Linked DNA regions of Homo sapiens: region 2 is linked to region 1. Evidence: chromatin contacts called from ENCODE Hi-C or POLR2A ChIA-PET data. All regions are on one chromosome and are shown on one strand. Each heading gives the region's core, a stretch centred on a gene start or an enhancer-like site at or near the end of the contact. The rest is flanking DNA. Distances are from core to core; before and after follow the strand shown.

Evidence for each region. A loop is a pair of places that touch in the nucleus more often than their neighbours do. ChIA-PET counts read pairs that join two places held with the same protein, here RNA polymerase II (POLR2A). Pooled maps may share reads with other maps.
Region 2: a loop to region 1 is called in a pooled map, with 4 times the contacts of the local background. The contact joins the promoter of TAF3 here to the promoter of LINC02642 in region 1. A Hi-C loop is called at or near these places in 5 of 50 pooled maps. POLR2A ChIA-PET finds 5 or more read pairs at or near these places in 2 of 52 experiments (CD8-positive, alpha-beta T cell and OCI-LY7).

What each region holds. Positions count from the first base shown.
Region 1 is chr10:7,471,599-7,478,727 of GRCh38, reverse strand. LINC02642 (long intergenic non-protein coding RNA 2642) reads left to right here and starts at 5,879. Exons shown (of 4, transcript NR_184109.1): 1 at 5,879-5,958. RefSeq lists enhancers at 6,431-6,530, 6,541-6,740.
Region 2 is chr10:7,815,964-7,822,345 of GRCh38, reverse strand. It overlaps TAF3 (TATA-box binding protein associated factor 3), which reads right to left and starts at 3,841. Exons shown (of 7, transcript NM_031923.4): 1 at 3,471-3,841. The coding sequence starts at 3,636. It overlaps LOC105376392 (a long non-coding RNA gene), which reads left to right and starts at 3,983. Exons shown (of 3, transcript XR_001747356.1): 1 at 3,983-4,094. RefSeq lists enhancers at 3,129-3,646, 3,775-3,834, 3,647-4,165.

The DNA.
Region 1 (7,129 bases), core at 4,630-7,129:
GTATTGGAAGAAAATGAACTGAGCAATAAATAGAGGAAAGTATGTGCAATTCCAGGCATCAAAGAAATCTAAATTAATATGAGGAGACAACATTTTTAACTACTTTAATTGGCAGAATTGTTTCTTTTTTCAGTAGTCAACCTAATATTGGCGAGGATGCAGAAAACAGAAATGTTCAGACATCTCGCTACCGGGAATGAAATGCACAAATGATATTAATTTTCTTGACCCATAGTTTCTCATCTGATGCAATCCCATTTGATTGCATATTTGACCTTAAGGAAATATTTGCAAACGTTTAGTTGGAATGATAGTTATTATAGTGTTCTTTATTAAATAGAATAGTTAAGACATAGAAACATCTTAATATCTAACCAAAAAGGACTTGATTACATGAATTATGGTATATTTATACACTAGAAAACTAGGCAGCTATTAAAGTAACTATGATTTTCTTAGTCAGTGCTCTTCAGGTGAAATCGACTTGAATGAGTAAAGTAAGTAAAAACGCAAATTACTCAAAAGTCAAAACAAGCAAACTCATGAGGATGAGAAGTTCAGCCAGTGCACGTGGGGCGTGGAGCAGGTGTTAGGGCTGCCCACTGTCTCATCCATGAACACCTGTGGCATCTTGTCCCTGCCTCTCTCAACAGGTCTACTCTCATTTTCTGCTTCTCTTTTTAGATAATCTCACTTGGCCTACTCATGCTGTCTCCACTCCCTCATGAATTCCCTTTGCATGGAGCACATTCTTTGGATTTTAGCCGTGTCTGCCCGGACGCTGTTCAACTGTACAGCACACAGGCCTTCATCATGGTCTAAGGGACTCAGCCTTACAGGCCTGTCTCAGTAAGTTCTGGCTGCTATAACAAAATACCATAAACTGAAAGCTTATAAACAGCAGAAATTTATCTCTGACAGTTCTGGAGGCTGGGAAGTCCAAGACCAAGTTGCCAGCAAACTCAGTGTCTAGTGAGGGCCCACTTCCTCGTTAACAGGCACCCACCTTCTCACCGTTTCCTCACACGGTGAAAAGGGTGGGGAATCTCTTTGGGGCCTCTCTTATAAAGGCCCCAATCCCATTCATGAGGGCTCCACCCTCATGACCTAATCACCTCCCAAAAGCCTCACCTCCTAATACCATCCCACTGAGGGAATAGCTTTCAACTTATGAATTTAGGGAAACACAAACAGACCCTAGCAACAGACTAATTCCAAATTACTGGGAGAGAGATTCTGATTGACTCAATTTGAGTCTAATCCAGACCTGGTCCAATCACGGGTGTGGGGAAGGTATTTGGTGGGCATAAGTGAAGAGATGTTCTGAATTGGGATCACATGGTGCATAGGGTCAACTCTTCCAGTTAAATTCAGGGGAAAGGATAGAGTCTAGAGATGGATTTGGCATGTCTATCACACAGCAGAATATTGAACATTAGAAAAAAATACACTCTACTAAATGACAAAAAAAGTTTGCACTAAATATAGTGTGATTCTGATTTTTTAAAAAATATGTATATATACGCATATATATGCTGAGAATAAATTGCTGGGAGAATTCCTTGTCATGCACTTACGAAAGATTTTTCTTTTCTTCTTTGACACAGAGTCTCGCTCTGTGGCCCAGGCTGGAGTGCAGTGGCACGATCTCAGCTCACTGCAAGCTCTGCCTCCCAGGTTCAAGCGATTCTCCTGCCTCAGCCTCCCAAGCAGCTGGGATTACCGGCACATGCCACCATGCCTGGCTAATTTATTGTATTTTTAGTAGACATAGGGTTTCACCATGTTGGCCAGACTGATCTTGAACTCCCGACCTCAGGTGATCCGCCTGCCTTGGCCTCCTAAAGTGCTGGGATTACAAGCGTGAGCCACTGCACCCAGCCAGAAAGATTTTTCTTATTTATAATTTCTGTTTTCTAGATTTTCTGTAATAAAACCTAGCGTGGTGTTTAAGTCATAAGAAAAAATATACATTTTCATAAAGAGAAAATAAGTACAGTAAGGGCACACACATTTAATTAAAATTTTTTTTTATTATTTTAATTTTAATTTAATTTTATTTTTTTTTGTAGAGACAGGCTGGTCTGGAACTCCTGGCCTCAGTCTCTCAAAGTGCTAGGATTACAGATGTGAGCCACCACACATTTTAATTTAAAAAAAAAAAAGAAAGAGTGTAGAATTCTAAATTAACCCTTATTGAAAGATAATTATTCATAATAATGGGACACGATTTATAGTGGGACAGACAACAATATCACAGCGGGTAATATTACGGGTACCTTAAAGCAAGGAGTGCTTTTGCCTTAAAATTCATTGTGTTTCTATTTGGTGGATGTGGGCAGTGGGAGTTTAAGAATACGTTTAATCTATAGGAAAGCTATCAATACTGATATGAGTTTTTAAAACGTTTATATGCCTATTAAAGGTAGTAAGCCAAAAAGCACTGAGAAAATGTGTGATTTTAGAAGAAACAGAGAACTTGGGAAAATGCTGCAGCAGCTGGGGCATGACCCTTAGTCTTAGGAACTAGCTGTGCTATCTGAGAAAAAGCTTTCCCTTTTTAGCTCCTTCCCTGTCTGTCTGCTCTTGAGCCTATGAGCGTCTGTGCTGCCCTGAACATCTGCTTCGTAAGAGCCCCTTGCATTTCTTCCAACACACATTTCAGTTGGCCAGCAAGAACGGCCTTACAATGAAATGAAATTCTCATAATTTTACCTCAAAATGAAATTTTACCTCGAAATGAAATTTCAAGAGATGCCAAAACTCCCACTTCCACCCCATTTGTTCTAGAAAAGAAATATCCATTACACATTTATTTCTCGGAGTGAGTCCTGTCCAGAAGCCGGTATTGGAAACGCAGACATCCCTGTGCAAGAAGACACGCAACCATAAACACTTGAGTGTGAACGCTTCCGTCAGGGTGCGCTCTGCGGTCCTCCTGCTCGAGGGAAGGAGGGAGACTGGTGGCCTTTCAAAGGAAAGGATGCAAGGGCTGAATGGTTGCTAGGACGCCCCTGGGAAGAAACAGCTGGGATCAGCAGGAAGGCACCAGACGCTTGGCAGGAAACGACCGGCGAGAGATGGGGGAGCAAAGGCTCAGGGGCAGAACAGCAGAAGTGTTGACTCAGTGCAGGGCTGGTCCTGGCTGTCCCCAAGAGGTGACCCCTATCTTTCCATGGACTCTCTGCAGTTTCTGACTACCCCACTTCATGTAAATCCTGAGCATTTGGTGACTGAGGGCACTGTCCTCACCGTGGGGTGGACCGGGATAGGGGGGCAACCCATGGGCTCCTTGGCTGCCTCCGTGATCTCCCTGGCCCAGGGCCAGTTGTTCCTGCCGAGAGGCATAAATCAGCAGTTGTAACCTGTTGCAATGAAGGTAGAATCCACAGTTGTTTTTCCTGTAGCCCCCAGCTGGGCTTTTGCTTAATTAGGCTCAGAGGAGCCCGTGAATGATTGCGTTTGCCGAAACGCGTCACCAGAACACGCTGTTCTGATTTGGCTGCATCTGAGATTTTATGTTTGAATATTTTGCCGCCTGGCTTAAGCCAACAATATTTAAAATATTCTTCTTTAACTTGCATCTGCAATGAATGCATGGTCATATTCCTACAACCAAGTCCGGTAAGAGATGTTCCACATTCAATCCAGGTCCAGGTCTTTCAGTCTAGTCCAGGGTGGGTAGATTAGGGAGGCAGGGTAGAATACAGGGACAGTGGCAGAGGTGGGGACAACAGAGAAACCCCCAAAGAAAGGCCATCATCTAAAGGAGGTGACTGCCTGAGGTCAGGAGTTCGAGACCAGCCTGGCCAACATGACGAAACTCCATCTCTACTAAAAATACAAAAATTAGCCGGGCGTGGTGGCGCACGCCTTCAATCCTACCTACTGGGGAGGTTGAGACACGAGAATCACTTGAACCCAGGAGGCAGAGGTTGCAGTGAGCTGAGATCACGCCACTGCACTCCAGCCTAGGTGACAGCGCGAGACTCCACCTCAAAAAAATAAATAAAAATAGAAAATAAAAAAGGTGACTGGAGGGTCCCTGTGAGTGAGGCTGGGGCCCGTGAGAGTAGAGCTCAGTTCTTGGAGACTGAAGACTCATGGGAGGAACTCAGCAGGCAGAGGCCTCAGGGCGCTGCTGGGACTCTCAAACCACATTCTGCTACAGCCAGCTGCACCTGGAGGGGAAAGAGAAGTCCATTCAAATAATCAGAGATGTCCTGGGCTCATCGGGACCACTCAGCTGTTGCCTGTCCTAAGAGTACTTAGAAGAACTTGCAGTGAAATTTCCAAATAGAAGGGGGGGGGGGCGTAATTAATTATCCATCCCTTTGGGATATTGGAAAAATGCCCTCGGGTTATCCATTACCCTCTGTTAATCAGGACGGACTAGAATTCCATGATAATAAACAAGGCCCCAGATCTCACTGGTTTAAAACAGCAAATGGGCTGGGCGCGGTGGCTCATGCCTGTAATCCCAGCACTTTGGGAGGCCGAGGTGGGCAGATCACCTGAGGTCAGGAGTTCAAGACCAGCCTGACCAACATGGTGAAACCCCATCTCTACTAAAAATAAAAATAAAAAAAAATTAGCTGGGTGTGGTGCCAGATTCCTGTAGTCCCAGCTACTCGGGAGGCTGAGGCAGGAGAATCACCTGAACCCAGGAGGCAGAGTTTGCAGTGAGCCGAGATCACGCCATTGCACTCCAGCCTGGGTGACAAGAGTAAAACTCTGTCCCCCTCCCCCAAAAAAAATTAAAAAATTAAATAAAACAGCAAATGTCTGTTTCTCATTCATGCCACATGGCCATCACAGGTTAGCTGGTGTGTGCTCTGGTGAGGCACCAAGGTCCTCCCCATTCCTCCCTCCCCCCAGCCCCTGGCAACTGCTAACCTACCTTCTGTCTCTATGGATTTGCCTATTCTGGACATTGCATATAAATGGAATCATAATATGTGGCTTTTTGTGCCTGGCTCCTTTCCCTGAGCAGGGTGTTTTCAAGGTTCATTCATGTCATAACATGTCTCAACACTTCATTCCTTTTTAATGGCTGAATAATACTCCATTGTTTGAATATACCACATTTTGTTTATCCATTCATCATTTAATGGCCATTTGAATTATTCCACTTTTTTTGTCTATAATGAATAATGCTGCTGCTATGAGCAGCTTTTGTGGCATTCCATATGTTTTTGTATGTTGTATTTTCATTTTCCTTCATCTGTAAGTATTTTCAAATTTCCCTTGTGATTTTTTTTCTTTGATTCATTGGTTATTAGGAATGTATTGTTTAATTCCACATATTTGGGATTTTCTCAACTCTCTCTGCTATTGATTTTGAATTTAATGTGAAACTTTTCACAGTTGTTGATTTTGTACAAACCTACCAAGAAGTAGACATTGTGGACAATTCCACGTGACCCCCATATTGACCACCGATAGTTTCTAAGTGCTTTATGAACTTGCAGACTTGTGTTTTATTCTTCTTTCTTTTCTTTTTCTTTTTAAGAAACATATGATGCAGATACATGGGTGGGCTTATTAGTTCCTTATTTGTGTTAGAATAATGACCATCCCCAAAAGATGTCCATATCCCAGGGCCTGGAACCTGTGAATCTGTTACCTTAGATGGCAAAGGGACTTTGCAGATGTGATTGAGTTAAGGAACTTGATATGGGGAGGTTATCCCAGATTATTCAGTGGGACCCAGTGTAATCACAAGGGTCCTGATAAGAGACTGGCAGGACAGTCAGGGTGAGAAAGGAGATGCAGAGGCAAAATCAGAGGCTGTAGTGACGAGCTCTGAGGATGGAGGAGGGGGCTACCAGCTAACGAACGTAGGCGGCCTTTAGAAGCTGCAAAAGGTAAAGAAATAGCTTCTCCTTTAGAGCCTCAAGAAGGAATGAAGCTCTGCCAACAGTTTGATTTTAGCCCCAAACTCTGATCTTCAAAATTGTAAGTAAATAAATTTGTGTTATTTTAAAAGCCGCTAAATTTCTGGTAATGTGACAATAGAAAACAAATACACCAAGGAATGAATGATTTCATTTTGCAGTTTTTTTTATAATTCTAGCAGTTTGGCAAAAGAGAGTAAGGGCTAAACACCTGGCTTATGGAGTCAGATGACCTGAATCCAAACTCTGGTGAGAAGCTCTATGAATTGGGCATATTACTTAACTTGCTTAGGTTTCAATGTACATTTTTGGAAAAATGAATCCATCTCGTAAGATTGTTGTAAGGATTAAATGAGTTACTGCAGTAATACTGGTACAACAGTGTCTGGCTCACAGTAAACACTCAACAAATTTTAGTTGATTTATAGAACATGTTGTTGCACATTTCAGCAAATACTAGAGCTAGGAAGTAGAATTGTGTTGAGAATTCTGCATTGCTGTGTCCGGATTGCTGCTGTCACAGCCATATTAATTGCTTACAAATCAGAGAATGAGCATTCTGAGCAGCACGTGGTCCCAGGCTGTAGGTGTCTGCAGCGCTCAGGAAAAGCCCCGATGCTCCCCAGCAGCTGCACCTGCTCCCTTGGGAAGGAGTCTCTTTTTTGTTCCTCTTTCAGTTTCTGAAGAGAACAGAACATTTGCGCCATCTGGTTTGGGTCGTTATTTTAACCCAGTTTCATTTCCGTTTATAAAGGTATTAAATACTCCAGGCTATATTTGAAACAGTTTCAGGATCAGCATGACTGTAGTGTTCCTGGCTTAACCCTGAGAGGTTGCTGTTCCCAGTGACTATCTAGGCTGAAGCCCATGTAGGATTTGAAGAGACTGATCCAGGCTTTATGAGTGGCTGCGACCATGCTGTATGTGTGTATGTGTGTGTGTACACCGCCTAAGTGTGTTCATTTCAGCCACAGCAAGAGTTATGTTACAAGGATAGCATAGACAGCCCTGCCTATTGCAAGAGTAATGCATCAGGTGTGAAACAGATCTTTAATGCTGTGTGAAGCAGGCTCTTTTAAGGTCAGCCAGACTTTCTGGGGAAAAAGAAACTATTGCCTAACCCTTCAGGTCATGGAGACTTATGTTTTTGTGTTTTTCTCGCAGTTTTACAGTTTTAGCACCTACATTTAAGTCTTTGATCCCTTTTGTGTTCATTTTTATGGATAGTGAGA
Region 2 (6,382 bases), core at 2,592-5,091, 350 kb before region 1:
AATAATCTTAAATTCCTCCATATGCTTTGCAGCCTCAAACCAAAACCTGGTAGTTTCTAACCCTGTCCCCGTCCCCTTCGGCCACCTTTTTTTTTTTTTTTTAACCATGATTTCAGATTTTTTTCCTTTCTCTCTATTCTTACTGTCACTATCTCAGTATAGTCTCAAGTTCTGCCCACTTCAATCTCTTATGCACATCACTGTCAGTACAATTTTCTTAAAATACCACTTTAATCATACTATTCCCCTACTTAGGAGTATGCAATGTTTTCTACTACATGTTTTAATTCTTTTGTCTAGCTTTCAAGTCCTTCCATAACCTGATCTCACTCTGTTGAACATTTTACTCAGACACCCTTGGAATGAACTAGCTGCATAGGGAGCTGAACACCTTACTGGTACTTTTATTATGCTTAATCTCACCTGGACAGCTTAGTTTATGTGATTCTCTAAGCTGGAATACTCTATACCTTTATACAACCATACTTCACAGCTCAACTCAAATCTTATCTTTTCTGTGAAGTAATCCTACCCCAGAATCTATAGCCTACAGCCATCTCTCCTCTTATCCCTTTTACATTTACTCCCTGTACCATGCAAAAAAATATTACAGTACTAGTGTTGAAGAGTCAGTCTGAAAGATTTAGCACCTGCTTTCAGTACATGCCAACATATTTAACATATAATGTGACACCGACAGAGACATCTGCCCTTGAATGCTTGGAGACATTGTTACCCTAAGGCAATTCTTAAGTTCATTATTTGTTCATTATTTGAATTAATGGTAACTTCTAATACTTGCTTTAACTTGAGAACATTTCTTTTAGAAGAAACAAACACCATCAGTTTGTTGTTTCCTGACATTCTGGAACTCTTGAACACACCTTATGGTCAGGGATTGTATCTTAGTAATTTTATGTCTCCAATGCCTAGTACAGGGGTTGGTTCGTAAGTGATGCTCAGTAAGTGTTTGTTAAAACAACAGAAAGGATTTAAAGGGGTGGAATACAAGATTCCATAGTGGTAACCTGGAGCTACAGAATTTGATTTTAGAATAAGGCTGGTATAGAAAAAAGAATCTAAAAATATCTAATAAGTATACCAAAATTAGCATTAAAAAAAAGTCACCAAATTACGTGGGAATAATGAACCTGACAATCTCATTCTCACTGAAACCAAGAAACTGGCTACGGAAACTTGGTAATTAGGAACAAGGTTTACACTGAAGAGCTGCAGTGACCCCTGGATGACTTTGGAATACCTAGTCACATAGAGTGGCAGCTCCCTTCTGTTTTGTATAAATGGCAGTAAAGGTAACTATGTATTCAGGAGACATTTTGAATATCTAAAGATACATGGTAGCAAACATAATCTGGACTATGCCTAGCCTAGCCTAGCCTAGCCTATCACTAACGGTATACTCAAGGACCACTGCAGCGGAGGCCAGAGGAAAAAGAAACAAAAGCCAGAAGAGTAGTCAGCTGGTGATGTACTTTCAAGATAAAAATGCACGCATATTACTTTGTGGTTCCACATTCAGATGTATCAGTGAGCTGGGCATGGTGGCTCATGCCTGTAATCCCAGCACTTTGAAATGCTGAGGCAGGAGGATCACTTGAGCCCAGGAGTTTGACACAAGCCTGAGCAATATAACCAGACCACATCTCTACAAAAAATAAAAAGATTAGCCAGGCATGGTGGCGTATCCCTGTAGTCCCAGCTACTTGGAAGGCTGAGGCGGGAGGATCACTTGAGCCCTGAAGTTCGAGGCTATAGAGAGCTAAGATCGCACCACTGCACTCCACGCTCGGCGACAGAGTGAGACCCTGTCTCAAAAGAAGAAGAGTAATAGAAGTATCAGTGAAATCAAGCATTCAAAACATATACATTTTTGGAACTCAATATGTAAAGTCAATAAGTGGCTTTTAGGGTAGTGGTTTATCAGTTCATTCATTTATTCAACAAATATTTCTCAGGTGCCTATTATATAATGGCCCTACAGGTTACAGAATACAAATATAATCAATTTTTCTCCTGGAGAGGGGAAAGAGACATACACAGGTGATTACAAAACAAGATGACAAATAATATAAAAGAAATATGCACAGAATTATGAAAGCAGATAACATGAGTTCCCTAGAGCAAGTGATAAGTGCATCTGAAAATAAAAGTAATACTATTGGTGGGCCACGGGCAAAGGACACTCTAGGTAAGAAACAGCACGCATGTAGGAATGGACAGCTTAAAACATTTTGGAAAAGGCAGGTAGCTCAGCGTGGTCGCAGATTAGCATGGCAGGCTGGCAAAAGGTAAGCAAAATGCTAGCTCACAAAGGGAACTGTGTACTGCTAAGAGTTTCGATTTTTAGCCTGTAACCAACGAAGTATAGTTAAAATGTTTTTAAGAATAATGACAGGATCAGATCTGTGCTATGGACAGATTATTTTGGCAGCCCTGTGGAAGCGGGAACGAAACTTGGGGCCTAAGAAATACAGCGTGTGTCTGTGAGTCTCAATTTTCCAGTATAGGAACCACTTTAACAAAACAAAATATCCTATGAAACACTTCATTCAGTTCTCCAGCTCACCACCTTAAACATCATGACTTGAAACTAAAATGAGTGGTAGTTTCCTCTCCTCAACAAACACACATACAATGCTTCACATCAACAAGATAATGTGGAGCTTCTATTAAAATATTCCATTCCTTCCATTAAATTATTAAATACCACTAGCTATAGATATTACCAGACATTCATTTAAAACTCATAAGTACTGTAGCCCAGATTACCTGGAGAATCTTGTCAACTGCCCACGGTCCCTCTATCCTACTTCGATAGCCACTGACATCTCACTGGTAACCGAGACGTAAGTGAAAGTACATCTAATCAGCGAAACTGACAAAGTCAGCCTTGGAAAAACAGTAAATGGAGATGTCGTTCACGAAACGAACAGATACAGAAAGACGAGGCAGTGTCCCTAACGGAGCAGAGCTGTCAACGAGTCTATGTAGTTAGGAGCCCAGGAATGGCCAGTCTTGTAAGAAACGGCCGGTAGACGGAGCGCCTGTGACAACTAGTTGTAGTAGTTTGCGGGCAAGGGAGAAAAAGGACCGAGGTAAAAGAGGGTGTAGGGCACGCTGGGGGTGGATCTACCCGCAGCAAACAGGAGACAATGAGAGAGATCCAGACACAATTCAGAGCGGAGGAGCGGTAGGAGGGTGTGGAGCTGGGAGCGAAGACCCGACTCCCGGGCTGGTGGCGGGAAGTTAGCGGATAAGGAAGAGGCACCCGAAGGATGACTAGAGTTTGGAGCGGCAGTGGAAGCCCAGGGACGTGGGAGGCCGAGGAAACAGCAGATCTCGAGGCGGGGTGCGGGATGCACACCCCGGGGACGCGGAGGGACAGGGAGAGCGAAGGTGTCACCCTTGACTTGCCGGGGCAGCCCTCCCGCACCCAGCCCGGTACTCACAGAGCTCAGAGTACCGATGGCAGCCCCGGCCCAGCTGCTGCAGATAGCGCTGCAGCACGTCCGTGAGGAGGTGGCAGGCGCTGAGCTGCACCGAGTCCCAGCCCAGCGCCTGGCAGATCTGCGCCACCGAGACCCTCAACAACGACCTGGAGTAACTCTCGCACATCCCGCTGCGTGGACGCCACCGCAGCCCTTGCTGCCACTGCTCTCCAGCCCCGCCGCCAGACCTTAGCAGGGTCCCCGATTCATCCTCTAGGGCTTCCGCGGCGGGGAAAGGGTCCCCCGGACCCCCGGCGACCACCTCAAAGCCCCAGCAGCACGGAGCGCGCCAGCCTGAGAGCCGCCATTTTGGACTCGCTCCGCCTCCCGCTGGACGGCCGCCGGGGCGAGGCAGCATAAGCCGAATGCCGAGCGCGGCGATGAGAAAGCTCCGCCCCTTGGGAGCGGAACGATTCCTCGGGATCGCCTCTGAGGCCTGGAAGCCGGCCGGAAGCGGGCGTGGGGCGCGCAGGTGGAGGAGGCGCCCAGGGCGGCAGGTGCTGGGGCGCTCACCTGGGGGACAGCGGTGACGAAAACGCCAGTGTTTTAGAGGCAAACGAGGGATCTGGGATACGACATTGACAGGTTAGAGAGTTAGCACTAATAACGTTAGTCATATTAGAGAGTTATGTGCTAGAGAGAAGTTTGGGGCGTGGGAACTTACGGAGCTCGCCAAACGCAGACCTGCGCTGGTGTTGCCTCAGCTAAAAATCTGTGTATTGAGCTGCTTGCCACTGCAAAGATTAAATAAAGTCCAAGCTGTTCCGCATGCCCTTCAAAGCCCTTCGCAATAGGGCAGGAACTAGGAGGACTCTGTGCCAAATTAATGGGGGCCTCAAAAAACTCAGTCATCAAGATCGATAATATTTTAACAGTTTTTTTAAAAAAATCCAAATCCATGCCATAAACTCCTGACTCACTCATGTCATTCTAATCCCAGCCCTGGTTCCAATAAAACTTTTTTTTTTTTTTTTTTTTTAAAAAAAACAGGTAAGCTGCCTGTGGGCTATAGTGTGCGATTTGAGCATCGCGGCTGTGACCTATCGGGGGATGGGGACCTCGGCTGCCTACAGAGGCCAAACCGAGCCTTAAACCGGTGTCGCAGGCCGAGTGTCCTGGGAACGGTTGCCTACCCCAGAGCCTTCTCCCAGCTCCATCCAAGTATTGCCAGAAATCGGATTTAGGGATAAATATCTTGATTTTTAAATACAGAATTGGGAACACATCTCAAAAGCCAAACTGATCCCACGGTTAGTCTAGATTCAGCCTGCAGGTCGCCCGATTGTAGTGGCTGAACTATGCGGTTTCTTAAATATGCCCTTCTGTACTTATCACAGTGTATTTAGTTTATGTGCTCCTCCAATAAATTGCGAGTTTATGAGTGGCTCTATATTCCTCCGACAGGGACTATTCCAGAACTTTGAACATGATATTCACATTTTTCAAAGTCTGGGAAACTCAATAATAGAACTGAAATTATGGTTCTTCAGCTAAATGACGATCTGCAGAGAAGCAAGGTACTAAAGGGCAAGGTGCCTGCATTTACTCCCTGGACACTCTGTCCCCAAGTTATCAGGAACATTGTGTTGCTAAATCTATGAGACATTTTTCAGTCCTAGCCGTACTTGATTATTTTGTAGCTATTTGATAATGTTGAACGCTTCTGTAACATTGAAACTCTCTTGCGCCTTGGATTTCACAAATCTGTCCCGCTACCGCCGCCACCCTGGGTGTTTGTTCCTCTTCATTTGCCTTTCTGTGTATAGGGGAGGGGATTTTATTTCGGAAAATTTCAAACCTACAGAAAAGTTGAAACAAAATCATAGACTCACGTGTACACTTCAACTAGATTCACCAATTGTTAACATTTTGCCAATTTACTATATATTTTGTATTTATATATGCACGCAGGTATTTTTTTTCCAGCAGTTTGAAAATAAGCTGCAAACTTCATGACACTTAACCCCACCACACCTCGACATGTATCACCCCAAAACAAGAACATTCCCCCACATAACTATACACAAGACCATATGTCACAGGCTTGGTTCCCCAGGAAGTCAACTCTGAAATAGAGATGAGCCTGCAGAAAGTTCATTGAGGGATCCTCCTGGGACTTGGGGGAAGGAGTGAAAGCCAGGGTGCAGTGAATTCCTTGGCAAGAAAGCCTCAGCCAAGCCAATGCCATAGTGTGCAGAAGCTGGAGTGGCCCTTCAGAGCTTCCCTGAATCCAAACAAGAAGACTGGACCTTTATATTCCCATAGGAACAGGTCACTGCATGAGGGCTACCTGGGAAAGGGTGTGTGCTCTCAGGCAAAGGAACACTGCAGCTGAGTCCATTCAATTCCAAGGACAGCTGAAGTCCTTCAGTCCTGAGGGGGCTCTGAGCAGTGGATTAGAGCATTCATCACAGTTCATCTATTTTACCCTCAGAGACACTTCTTGGTTTGAGGAACAGCTCCTCCAGGATTCTGGAGGGGGCCCTTTCCCTGGGGAAAACATTAAAGAGGAAGGTCAGGAGACAAATTAGAGCCCCGACTGCTGCAGCCAGGCCTCAGCTGATACTCAGTATTCTCCTCCTCAGGCCTACATTTCTCTCACTTCTGGTCTCAGTAGCTTATTTGGTGGCATGATGCAGACCCTCATGTGCAGGTCTGAGCCCCTGGTTTCCAGGCCCTTTTCAGACTGTGGCTGCTGAACTCGTCCTTGTACCATCAGAACTGGGGAAGAGAATACCCAAAATTGGGCAAGAGGCACCCAAACAGACCATGTGGAAACCAAACACTCCACCTTGCCTCCCACTCTGTAATAGGAGCCCATCCCCCTCCTAAAGATGACTCCTCTCTTAGCTGCAGTCTCAGTGGAAGTGCCC